Linked DNA regions of Homo sapiens: region 1 is linked to region 2. Evidence: chromatin contacts called from ENCODE Hi-C or POLR2A ChIA-PET data. All regions are on one chromosome and are shown on one strand. Each heading gives the region's core, a stretch centred on a gene start or an enhancer-like site at or near the end of the contact. The rest is flanking DNA. Distances are from core to core; before and after follow the strand shown. Region 1 has its middle 200 kb from the start of MIR3977. Region 2 has its middle 58 kb from the start of RPS23.

Region 1 (5,656 bases), core at 2,961-5,460, 310 kb before region 2:
TTGCAGTTCCACTACTTATATGCCCAAAGGCGTTGTTATGTAATAGAGAAGAGCAAGAAGCTGGTGTTCCTCAACATTCCCTAGACATTCATTTGAAAAGCTACTTTCTCTGTAAGCTACGGAACAACCAATGACTTTTTTTTTAATTTTTGAGGGGGATAAGGGTGAGACATGCTAACTGAAATAAAATGATATGTTCTACAAACAAAGGAAGTCCTGGAGATTATTGATAAGTACTCAGATTTGGGAACTATACTGTGAGAATATCATTAAAACCATAAGGCAACCAGCTGGCAAACTATTATTTCTAGAGATGCAGTAGATTTCAATTGACTTGTTTCATTCACTGGGGTTCCCTTTTCTTTTGGATATTTCTTACTATGCTATCAGAAGTGTTTTAGCATTTTCTATAATCTGAAACGAATTGTTTAAGAAAGTGTAATTTACATGCTAAGCCTGTACAAGGACACAAACATAGTCAAATTCTCCATCAGGTAGTAACTTACTAACCAGCCCCACTGGCTAACATACATTAAGATGCAGTGAGTTATGTTTTGAAATGCATGAGTTGTGTCTTGGTGTTTGAAGACCAGATAATACAGGATCTTAATAATTAGTTGTAAGAATAATCACTTGTAATCACAATAATCACTGGCAAAATGTTAATAACAATAATATTGCATGGTGACAATTCTTCCAGCTCCGACACTAACTGAAAGCCGTCCTTCTCTGCCGAGGAACAATAGAAACCAGAGGTGAGAACTTGCAGTGAATCTTTGAATTATTCATGAGATCATACATGTCACTCTCATCTGTATGTTAAAAAAAAACCACTAGAGTGTAATAGCACATTAGTGATGCAAATTACCAAAAGGCAGACTTTATTCTGGTTTAGTGATGATTTTCATAATTCGGTCCACACAGCATCCTTAGTGAAGTGCCTGTTTTTATTCTTTACTGTTGCTAGGATTCATTTTGCTTGGCCAGGTCAACATTTTGGACATCTTTATTTCACTTAACTCATATTTATCCATTTTTATCAGCTCCTAATGCACAGCAACATTGATTAAACCAATTTCATAATTCCTCTGAGATGTAGTTAGAGTAAGTTTGCATCATTTGTACATTTAAAATATGCAAATTTAATAATACATGCACAAATGAGGGAAAATAGGCTATAAAAGGACATGAGAGAGAGAAAGAGGAAAGAATAAAGCAAATGTGGTTAAAATGTTAACACTGGGAATTTTGTGCTGTCCTTGCAACTTTTCAGTAAGTCTCAAATTGTGTCACAATAAATAATTAAAAGAAAGAATTACCTTGCAACTCAGCCTGCCATTCTACTAAATGAATATAGGCCATGGAATAAGAGAAGATGGGAAATGAGATCTTCAGTTAGCCACAGTTAATGTGTCCCTTATAATGTGAGCATCATGCCATGCTCAGTATGACTCTACTGTTTCAAAATATGTATTTGTGGTATAAAACTGTATTTAAAAAATCTTGCCCAGGTGCGGTGGCTCATGCCTGTAATCCCCGCACTTTGGGAGGCTGAGGCGGATGGATCACTAGAGGTCAGGAGTTCAAGGCCAGCCTGGTCAACATGGTGAAACCCCATCTCTACTAAAAATACAAAAATTAGCCGGGTGTGGTGGCGCGCATCTGTAATCCCAGCTACTCAAAAGGCTGAGGCAGGAGAATCGCTTGAACCCAGGAGGCGGAGGTTGCAGTGAGCCAAGATCGCACCACTGTACTCCAGCCTGGGCAACAAAGGGAGACTCCATCTCAAAAAAAAAAAAAAAATCTTGCATATGCGTCTTTATTACATGCTATACATTATATAATTGTTAAACACAGTTATAGAGCCCTGTACACTTTAGTTCAATGGTGATTTAAGGTTTTCAAGGGTGATTTTGGTTGTATGTGATTTTTGCCTTACATGGTAAATTTAGATCTTGTCCCTAAGTAAGATGTGACTCCAGTGAACTCTCACAGGATGAAGAAATAATTTACATGAATTAGTGAGTTAACATTATTGTCTTGATGGCTAGTCTATAGTCATAATATCAAGAGCGTAAATAAATCTGTCCAAGTCAGCTTTCCTTCCCTTTCTCCTTTCTGGGCTCTTTGTCCCTTTTTATCACTCTGCTATCAGAGTGGCTAAAGTGCCCTGATGTCCCTGGTCACCAAATGAAAACATCCAATAACCTTAATGTGCTATATGTCTCAGGTTGTTTTATTTGGGGGCGAGGCAATGCTGTCTGGAAAAAGTAACAAACAAAAGGAAATCTCTGACAAATCTGAATCATTAACGGGGCTGACAAATCTGAATCATTAACGGGGAAGAAGTCTTTGAGCAGGGAGCATTCTGGAGTTCTGTGATTATTAATTATACTGACATACTTATTCCATTTATTTCTTGCCCACTTTAACCCCTGCCACCACTGACTTCAAGTTGCATTTATTTTAATGTGCCAAGCCTACTACAGGTGCACTATGTATATTTTAACACAGGACAAATTTGGCAAGGGAAATTTTTACATTGTATGTCAGAATATTCATCTTTTGGAGATTTGGCAGTTGCTGTAGCTATCGTTGCTTAGACTTTGAAATAAATGTAAAATGTAGTCAAAAGAGCCTAGGACTAAGAGTTGAAAGAAGTAATACAAATTGCTTGTTACTCAAGTTGCAAAATCTTTCTATGCTTCATTTTCATAAAAGACATGAAGACCATTCAGTGTCTTAATAATTACTTATGCATAATAACCCCTTGTGATAACGTTAATGAAAATTTGCCCTACCTAGCTTGTAGTGAGGACAAAGAGATAATGTTTATGAAAGTGATTTATAATCTGTAAGCACAAAGTAAACACAAACAAGATATTAACTGTGATGGCTAATTTAATGTGTCAACTTGACTAGGCCATTACGTGCCCAGATAATTGGTCAAACACTGTTCTGGTTGTGTCTGTGGGATGCTTCTGTATGAAACTAACATTTGAATTGGTAGACTGAGTAAAGTAGATTGCCCTACCCAATATGGGTGGGCCTCACCCAATCCTTTGAGTAAGGGAGAATTTGCATGCTCTCTCTGCCTAACTGTCTTTGAACTAGGATACGGATCTTCTATTGCGTTTAAACTAATTCAGACTGGAACTTGCACCACCAGTTCTCCTGGTTCTCAGGCCTCTGAACTCAGACTGGAATTATACCATTGACTCTCTGGGTCTCCAGCTTGCTGACTACTACTATCTTGGGACTTCTCAGTCTCCATAATCACATCAGCCAATTCTTTAAAATGAATGAATAAATAAATAAATATACTATTGGTTTTATCGCTGAAGAATCTTGATTAATACACTAGCTATGAAAAATATTTATTTCTTACACCCGTGAGTTGGATAATTTAAAAGAATGACTAGTGGGCAGTTGTGTCAATCAACCAGTTTCATGACAACATCTATGCCCAATGACAATCCTGAAAATTCCATACCCCTCTCCTCCACCACATCCTAAAATCACTAAAAGGACTAAAGATTCCAAGGTGGTATAGGACAATCCCAGCTAGAGCAATGCTGAATTTATTTCCAGGATAACCCATTTCCACACAGCTTGTCCTCTTGACCCTTAGACTGCTTCACAGTCACACAAAAGAAAAGAAAATGAGATTTCATAGTTTTAAAAATGAGAAATTACAAAGCACCATACTAAGCAAAAATTGCCATTATGGATCTAATTTATCTCACTGTGACAATGTCTTATAGATTTCATGTTCCTCTGGAGAAGGTTTCTGTGTGTTCCTGGTCATTATCACACTCTCACAGTGATGCTTGTCTTTGCAATAACATAGCTGTAATAATCGTACACCCTCCACTATTTTCACAGGCTTTTTGTTTTGTTTTCCTTAAACCTTCTCTAAATTAAGTATTTAAGATATTAAATGCCCTCAGTACAAAGTTAAATAAGGAGAAACCATCTGAGGCACAATCCTCATCAACGATAATGAAACAGTGTCACAGTTTTATTCACTTGTAGGATTCTATTTCTGTAATGCTTCATGTCAGACACAATGGATTAGACTCTCATTGGAAGGGAATAAAAAGGTCTAGGTTAGTCTGCCCTCTAGTGTAGCTCACTGGTTCCTAAAATAAACTGGTGAAACGTGTCCTGGAAGCTGATTGTGCAATTCTGTCAGAATGGCAAGTTGCCATCATTGCCAGCACCAGATTTTCACATCTCCCTCCTCTATGGGAGCTGCAGACTTTTCTAGCATCTAATGTTAGCTATATGACCTAATGAAAAGAAATTCATATGAAACACACCCTCCCGAACCTATGCTTGATTGAAGTCAGTGTTACATGGCAATCCTTGACCATGGTTTTTGTCAATTGTTCCTATTTCAGGAGAACACGGATACAAATTAATAAAAGGGCATGTTTTTGATTCAGAAATAAGGGTTTTAGAAAGAACTTCTGAAATAGAGCGATTTAGTCTAAGAACTGTTACTGGCATGGGCTAATCTCTTTGAGACAGTCTGGTCTATTCATATAGTAAAGCACCCTCCTCCTTGGCTGGCCCTTCTGATGGAGAGTTTGCTGCAGCATGGATCTGATGTTGGACTCCAGGGGCATTGTGAGCAAGGAAGAAACATCTCTGCATTCCCTGTTTTACACCTTCCCTTGAATTCTGATTTACAGTTAAAAACTAACGTGCCTTGGGGGATAGTTTTTGATAACTCTGCAGTTTATATTCAACTTCATAAACACCTTTTGTGTTTTATAAGAGTCTAAATTTTGCAAGTGATATGTTTGTGTAGGTCTGAAAGCATTCCTGTTAGAGATCAGTTCCAAAGCATTTCAGACAAATAAATACAATGTAAAATTATCTTCTTAAAATTTATTTTCAAGGCCCTGTGATATGTTTACCTGGAAAACTCAAATGTTTCACTTGATCCCAATCTGATCTATATTTCCCTGCTGGTTTCCACGCCCCCTTGGTCCATGCCCCAAAGCAATTTGGCTAAGTGATGATAGTCTTTTGTTTCTAGGCACCTCCTAACCACTACCAATTTCAGAAAATATCAGGTCCTGACCTTTACAAAAAAAAAAAAAAAGTTTTTGTAATTATAGATTATGTGCAAATTATATATATTTATATGCAAATACACACATAATAAGTCTGCAAAACATAAAAATGTCCTCTATTTAAATTTCTGTTGTTAAAGCAGCGGTTCAGTAGGGCTCAGTGTGATGACCCATGGAGCACACCAGCCCCCAAGAGCACCATCACAGACTTACCTGATTGATTGTTGGCATAAGGCCGTCCTTAAACCATCAAGTTGCGTTTCTTCACAGTTGAAGTATAAATACAACTTTGATCTATTTTCTAATTGTCCTTTCCTGACAGCAATATAACCACAACACATACACAGGCTTTTAGGCTCTAACAATACTCATTAAGCGAGTGAAAAGGAATTTAAAGGGAGAGGCAATATGAAGGAGCAGACAGCACTAGGAGTCAACAGACCTAGATGCTAATTGTGGGCCTGTTTCCAGCTAAGCTGTTAACTTGAGCAAGTCACTTTACTATTCTGGAGACATCTTTTCCTCATCTGTGATGGGGTGGGCTAGACCTAGATTAAATCAGAAGTATCTGA
Region 2 (6,292 bases), core at 1,749-4,248:
TAATCTCCTACCCTGGAATTATCTTCAAGGATTTCACATTCAGAGGCTTCAAAACCTTCCCCAGCCCCTGGGAAAGTGCTGACAACAGCAAAGGAAGGAACAGAGCCTGCAAGGTCATATCGAGGCATGTGAACCAGACAGGCTTGCAGGGCTTGGCTCTACAGAGGTTTGCCTGGGCTTATAAGAAACCATATGGCAGACATATACAGATTTTCATGGAGATAGAAAGATTCGCAAAAATCATCTTTTTCATGACATGATCAAGAACGGGAAAAGCTCATGGGAATTGAGCAAACTTGCAGAATATACAGGAGGATTTTTTTTTTTTTTTTTGAGACAGGGTCTCACTCTGTCACTCAGGCTAGAATGCAGTGGTACGATCATGGCTCACTGCAGCCTCGACCTCCCAGGCTCGAGCAATCCTCTCACCTCAGCCTCTCAAGTATATGGGACTCCAGGCATGCACCACCAGACCTGACTAATTTTTTTAAAAAATTATTTGTAGAAATGGGGTCTCACTATGATGCCCAGGCTGGTCTCTAACTCCTATGCTCAAGCAATCCTCCCAACTCAACCTCCCAAAGTGCTGGTATTACAGGCATGAGGCACCATGCCTGGCTCATTATCTTAAAGACAATTATTTTTAGCATATTGGCAAGATTATATAAGCCTTTGTCCATTTTGAAAAATGAAATAATAAGTGTCTAATAGGGTAAAAAATATTTTAAAAATAAAATAAGAGGCTATGAACCATATAGACTTGTTAATCCTCCTTTTGATCCAATGGGTCCTAGCATGATGTCATTGGTGAGAGAAACTCAACATTTTGAAAGCTGATTTGTCTAGTCTCCGCCTAGGACAAAAGCTAAGACTGTCTTATTGAAAAAAGGCCAGGCACAGTGGCTCACCCCTGTAATCTCAGCACTTTGGGAAGCCAACGTAGATGGATCACTTGAGCCCAGGAGTTCAAGACCAGCCTAGCCAACATGGCAAAACCCTGTCTCTACTAAAAATACAAAAATTAGCCAGGTGTGGTGACGCATGCCTGTAGTCCCAGTTACTCAGGAGACTGAGGTGGGAGAATAGTTTGAGCCCAGGAGGTGGAAGTTGCAGTGAGCTGAGATCACATCACTGCACTCCAGCCTGAGTGACAGAGTGAGACTCTGTCTCAAAAAAAAAAAAAGAAAGAAAGAATACCAATACATCCTAAGAGCTACCATCAACATTTAAAATCCATAACTTTGTGACATCATAATTTGTGCACACAAGAGAAGGTCTACCAAAAATATGAGTCCAAAAGACTCAGAGCAAAATTATACTGTAGCAAAATAAGTTTTATGTTTGTATAAATCAACAGTAATCCACAGTAGACAACACAGTCATGACATTAGAAAGTAAAGAAACTAAAGTTCCTTTTAGTAAGTACCAATAAGGCTGACACATCCCAAACCCGGAGGAGTTACTGAATCTGTTCATCTAAATGTAAATCTGGGCTAGGTTGTGAAATTCAGTGCCGTGAGGTTTATAGACTATTGAGGAGGAAGAATAGCTTTGAAATTGTCCTATTATTCTCTGGACTGACTGTCCATGACACTTCTCCAACCACATAAAAAGCTTTGAAAATGCAATAAGAAAGAAAAGTCAGTCATTATTACAAATTAAATGTGTCTATTGTCTCATCTTTGGGTCCAGCCTGATTTTTATTTTTACATCTTCTAGAAAAAGTCATTGTAATTATTGCTAATTCCTAGCAGCCTGCCCTATGAATTTCTTATAGTTTGTGTGCACAAAGGAAAGGAAAAAGGAAAGGAAGGGAGGGAGGGAAAGAGGAAGAAATAAAGGACTGGCAACATATGATGCATTTCATGAGTTATAAGTGATTGGACTGCGTATAGGGCTTTATCACTGGACTGTGTGTTTGAAAATCAGAAGTAAGATGAAAAATATAGGGGAAAGCTGAGTAAAGACTTATAAAAGACAAATAAGAATGGTTTATTTCAGGGTATAATTATTCTCATGGAATGAACTGAAATGGAATTTTAGATGGAAGGAGTAGGTAGATCCCAGATAGTTAATATTAATTTTTTTTTTTAGTTTCCACACTGTATTTCAAACCAGTTTTAAACTGCCCACACTATTTGATTTCATGTTTCATCATTTGCTGAGTTTAATCATTTCCATAAAGGAAGCAACAAATGATGGCCAAATGAAAACAGAAACTTCAAGAGCTGGGACATCATTAGTTAGTGAGGAGCCCAGCTTCTTCCCAGGAAGCCTGCTCAGCTATGGGTTCCAGACAGAGTAAGAATCTCTCCTGAACTTACACAACCTTAAGTCAAGAATGAAAAGTGGCTAATAGGAGAGAGACAGATGAAAAAGGATGAGCTCTCACTAACTACTCTGCCAAGGTTTTTACAGGAAGCAGCAATAAGGGTTTCATGTATTTCACACTTTTCTCTAGTATGGATTTTACCAAATTTCAGTAAAGACACATGGCAATATTTCTTTCTGGGCATTAACTTAAACCTATTTTTCAATTCTTATTTTTAGACATCAATTCCTGTGGTTGGCATTACAGAAGTGTTTCTGGAACGTGGCCATGTTGCCAATGATTTTTAATGGATGCCAAAGAAGAAAAAGCATTCTAGCTTGGAAGAAATACTTTAGGCCGGAGAAGAAAGCGCAAGGCAGTCTAAATGCAAACCATTTATGTTAAACAAATGCAGCCATGCTGAAACAATAGAGTCAGTGCCTTAGTCAAAGAATACTGTGACATGCTTATGGATATGGAGACTTGTATAAGAAATATAAAAATGATCTTTTTTGGTACTGGGGAAAATTAGGATATTTGCCTCAAATATTATGCTGTGGGTTGAGACCCATTCCTAGAAAAGTTAGAAAGCTTTTTTTCCTTGCCAATCTAAAACAGACACACGAATAAGAATAGCTGGGGTGAGCAGGCCTTGGACATTTAGGCACGTGGGCATGGCATGAGTCATGGGAACATGACAAAAGGAAATCCAAAGACCTGGGGTCTTGTCCCAGATCTGTCATTTGCTAAATATGAACCATGAGTCAGTACTCATCTAAGCTTCTATTTCTCATTAATAAGAATGGGATGATTTTTATACTTGCCCACTCAGGGTCCTTAAGAAAGGGGTTCTAGGCCGGGTGCGGTGGCTCACGCCTGTAATCCCAGCAATTTAGGGGGCTGAGACGGACGGATCACCTGAGGTCAGGAGTTTAAGACCAGCCTGGCCAACACAGGGAAACCTCGTCTCTACTAAAAATACAAAAATCAGCTGGGCATGGTGGATCATGCCTATAATCCCAGCTACTTGAGAGGCTGAGGCAGGAGAATCACTTGAATGCGGGAGACGGAGGTTCCAGTGAGCCGAGATCCTGCCACTGCACTCCAGCCTGGGCAACAGAGCAAGACGCTGTCTCAAAAAAAAAGAAAAAAGAAAGAAAAGGAGATCCAGTACCATATCAATGGCAAACCAGTAATATATTTTGGGACTAATAATAAGCCCTCATAAATTGAACCTCTTAAGAAATAAACATGTCTTTCTGGCTTAAAGAAGCAAAACAGAGCTTCGGCTTTCCAGCAACTTTTAGTAGAACAAGTGGGAGAGATGTCAGACAGTACTAACATTTAAGAACTGCAAAATATTAAGAATGAATGTTTAATGTGAGTGTTGGTCAGAGTTAATGTCAATCTTTTTGGTGCCCAAGGCACTGACAGTCAGTTCAGCATCTAGTCATGCCTAAAGGCACTTTGAGTCTAATGCAGCCTCACTCGATACCACCTTATAGGTGATGTGGAAAGTCTAACAAGGCTCAGTCTGGATTTTTCTCAGGCTCCATCCTCCTCAGTCTCACTTTGACAAAGCTCTTGAAAAAAGTTCAGCTTATCTGACTCCAACAGGGTGTTGAGTTTCTTGTGTCAGAGCTCTCGAAATAAGGAACTATTCTTAGCTGGGTTTACTTGGGAAATATTTAGCTGTGGTTGTTAGCTATTCTAGGAATGAGACTGGCTTTGGATGGAATCAGGTTGGCGTCTCCACTAGAAGAATGTCTGTTCGTTGAGGAAGAGAGCATGGGGATTGTAACTTCAGTTTGAATGTTTTAAACTATCTTGTGGGTAAATAGAAGTTCCTGCAACCCAGTTCCTCAGCATAACTCATCCATGGCTCTGTGCTTACTTACAAAAGGTGAGGCAAACTTGCAGTCAGCATGACCCTAACTACCATGTCGGTTGGTTATGTTTACTATCTTATCCACTAATGAAAGACAAGATTCTTAGGTGCAACGAAAGTCACCGACCTCCTGAAACATACCCTAAACATCTCCAGAAGCAGTTTACCATAATTCCTGGCACTCAATACTGGCATCAGTGCATGGCCTACTCCAGTGTCTTAGAAGTCACAGATAAATAAATCAAATCAGAAAACCAGAGGGAGAGCCTTTAAGAAGCGGGAGATAACCTTAGAGCTCAGTTGGCATCCGAAGGCAGGAAAATATGTAGGCAAACTGCCTAATTGACAAGTTGTAAACCAGGATTACGATGCTGTAATACAACTGAATGGCTCATAGATTCATGGAATGTCAGAATTCCAAGGCAATTGGAGATGTGATGTTCAATAAGAGTGAGTGATTATCCCACCAGACCCTGAGGCAAGACCTGCATTTGAATTTCCTCACCAACGTGTCTCAGCACCTACCAGAGTATCTGGCACATAGTAGGTGCTCAAGGTGCATTTGTTAAATACATGACAAATAAATGAGTAAATAAATTAATTTAACAGCACTTCTTCCAGATGTCTGTTTTAAGGATGACAAATGCTCTATAGCATTAATAACAGACACTGCATGCTTGCTTTGTCTCACAGCATTTGAAGTCTTAGATACCATAAAACTAATTTAAATGGTTTGTCTATTTTCTCACACTTCTAATATCAAATTTTTAGTGTTCCTAAGCCCCCAAAAATGCTGAGATTGTGAAATCAGCTCCAGCAAGAAGTTATTAAAAAAATATATAACAACAGAGCTATGGGAATCTGCATGAATTTATAGGCACAAAGCCTGAAGTCAAGAGTATGCATGATATGTTAACCAAATGTATGAATATTAATACAATACATAATTAATTTAATATGTGCACTAATATTTAGATGCTATTATGCTACACAGGCATTTGATAATTCCTGACAACATAATTGATATCACCTTGACATTAATAAGAGGACGTTAAGCTTATAAAAAATTGTGAGTTGGTCAATGTTTATGTACTGTTCATTTCTTTAAATTTGTTATAAAAGCAAAGATGTCCTATAGGAAAAATAAGAATTATGAGGTGATTAAAAACAGAAATTGGGCATTTTTATATCTGTAAGTGAAATATATATCTCTATTTCAAAATCCAGGTTTTGACTTCATGTTCACTAAAGAAAAAAGAGGGGAATTTTAGCAATTATCCAGATATTTCAAAAGGGGAAAGATATTTTCACTTATTCCACCAGAAATTCCATACAAAACAAAGGGCTGGCATGTTCCACATGATCTGGGCAAAGCCCATTTTCTTCTAAAAATTTGGTAGTTACATGTAATGAGTAATTTTTGTTCCACGGGAAAACTTAGTTTTATTGTGATTCACTGGTCAGCTATGGAGAACATTTATTATAAAATGGGTTATATTTTATTATATTACTCATTGAAAATAAAAGAATATACAAAATAAATATGTTGATCTAGAGAGAAGAAAAAGCATTGTTTATTCACCAAAATATTAAATAATAAACATATATCTTTCACTCTAAATACAAACGAATCTGACTAGATACAAAATGCCTATTCTACTCATGGTAACTGTCACATGGACTTTGAGAAATTAAACATCCACATGATGGGAGATAAGGCTGGCTTCATCCTGTTCTAAATCAAGTACTAGCTCATGGAAAAGCAATGAATCACTAGTTTTCTTTGAGTGAGGAAGAAACAGATTGTGTGTGTTAATCCATCTACTTAAAATGGAAATATTTTGAAGATTTTAAAAAGGAACTCTGGATCCCAACAAATAAATGCAGATTTGGGAGAGTCATTTATTAAAAAAAAAAAAAAAATGGGTGTGTCTACATTTTCCCTACTGATGACTGCAAGCAATTAGGTAACATAATGGGCAAAACTTGTTAGTAGGATAGAACTGGAAACAAATTATTTTTTCTGTCAAGTTTTCTATTGGAAATATTAAGGAACAACTGATGTCTCTTGGAAAAAACTGAAGACAACACCC

What was found. A loop is a pair of places that touch in the nucleus more often than their neighbours do. ChIA-PET counts read pairs that join two places held with the same protein, here RNA polymerase II (POLR2A). Pooled maps may share reads with other maps.
Region 1: a pooled map shows a loop between it and region 2 (2.4-fold over the local background). The contact joins two enhancer-like sites. A Hi-C loop is called at or near these places in 3 of 168 maps with a recorded cell type or tissue (dorsolateral prefrontal cortex, gastrocnemius medialis and heart left ventricle), 1 of 37 single-sample maps with no recorded cell type and 3 of 50 pooled maps. POLR2A ChIA-PET finds 5 or more read pairs at or near these places in 1 of 52 experiments (AG04449).

The regions. Positions count from the first base shown.
Region 1 is chr5:82,640,030-82,645,685 of GRCh38, reverse strand. No RefSeq gene overlaps it. Among named protein-coding and RNA genes, the nearest start is that of MIR3977, 200 kb to the left of the region's middle. Within about 2 kb of position 4,210, at least 5 of the 41 ENCODE cell types and tissues checked have a DNase peak (open chromatin) inside an H3K27ac peak, as active enhancers do.
Region 2 is chr5:82,332,722-82,339,013 of GRCh38, reverse strand. No RefSeq gene overlaps it. Among named protein-coding and RNA genes, the nearest start is that of RPS23, 58 kb to the right of the region's middle. Within about 2 kb of position 2,998, at least 4 of the 41 ENCODE cell types and tissues checked have a DNase peak (open chromatin) inside an H3K27ac peak, as active enhancers do.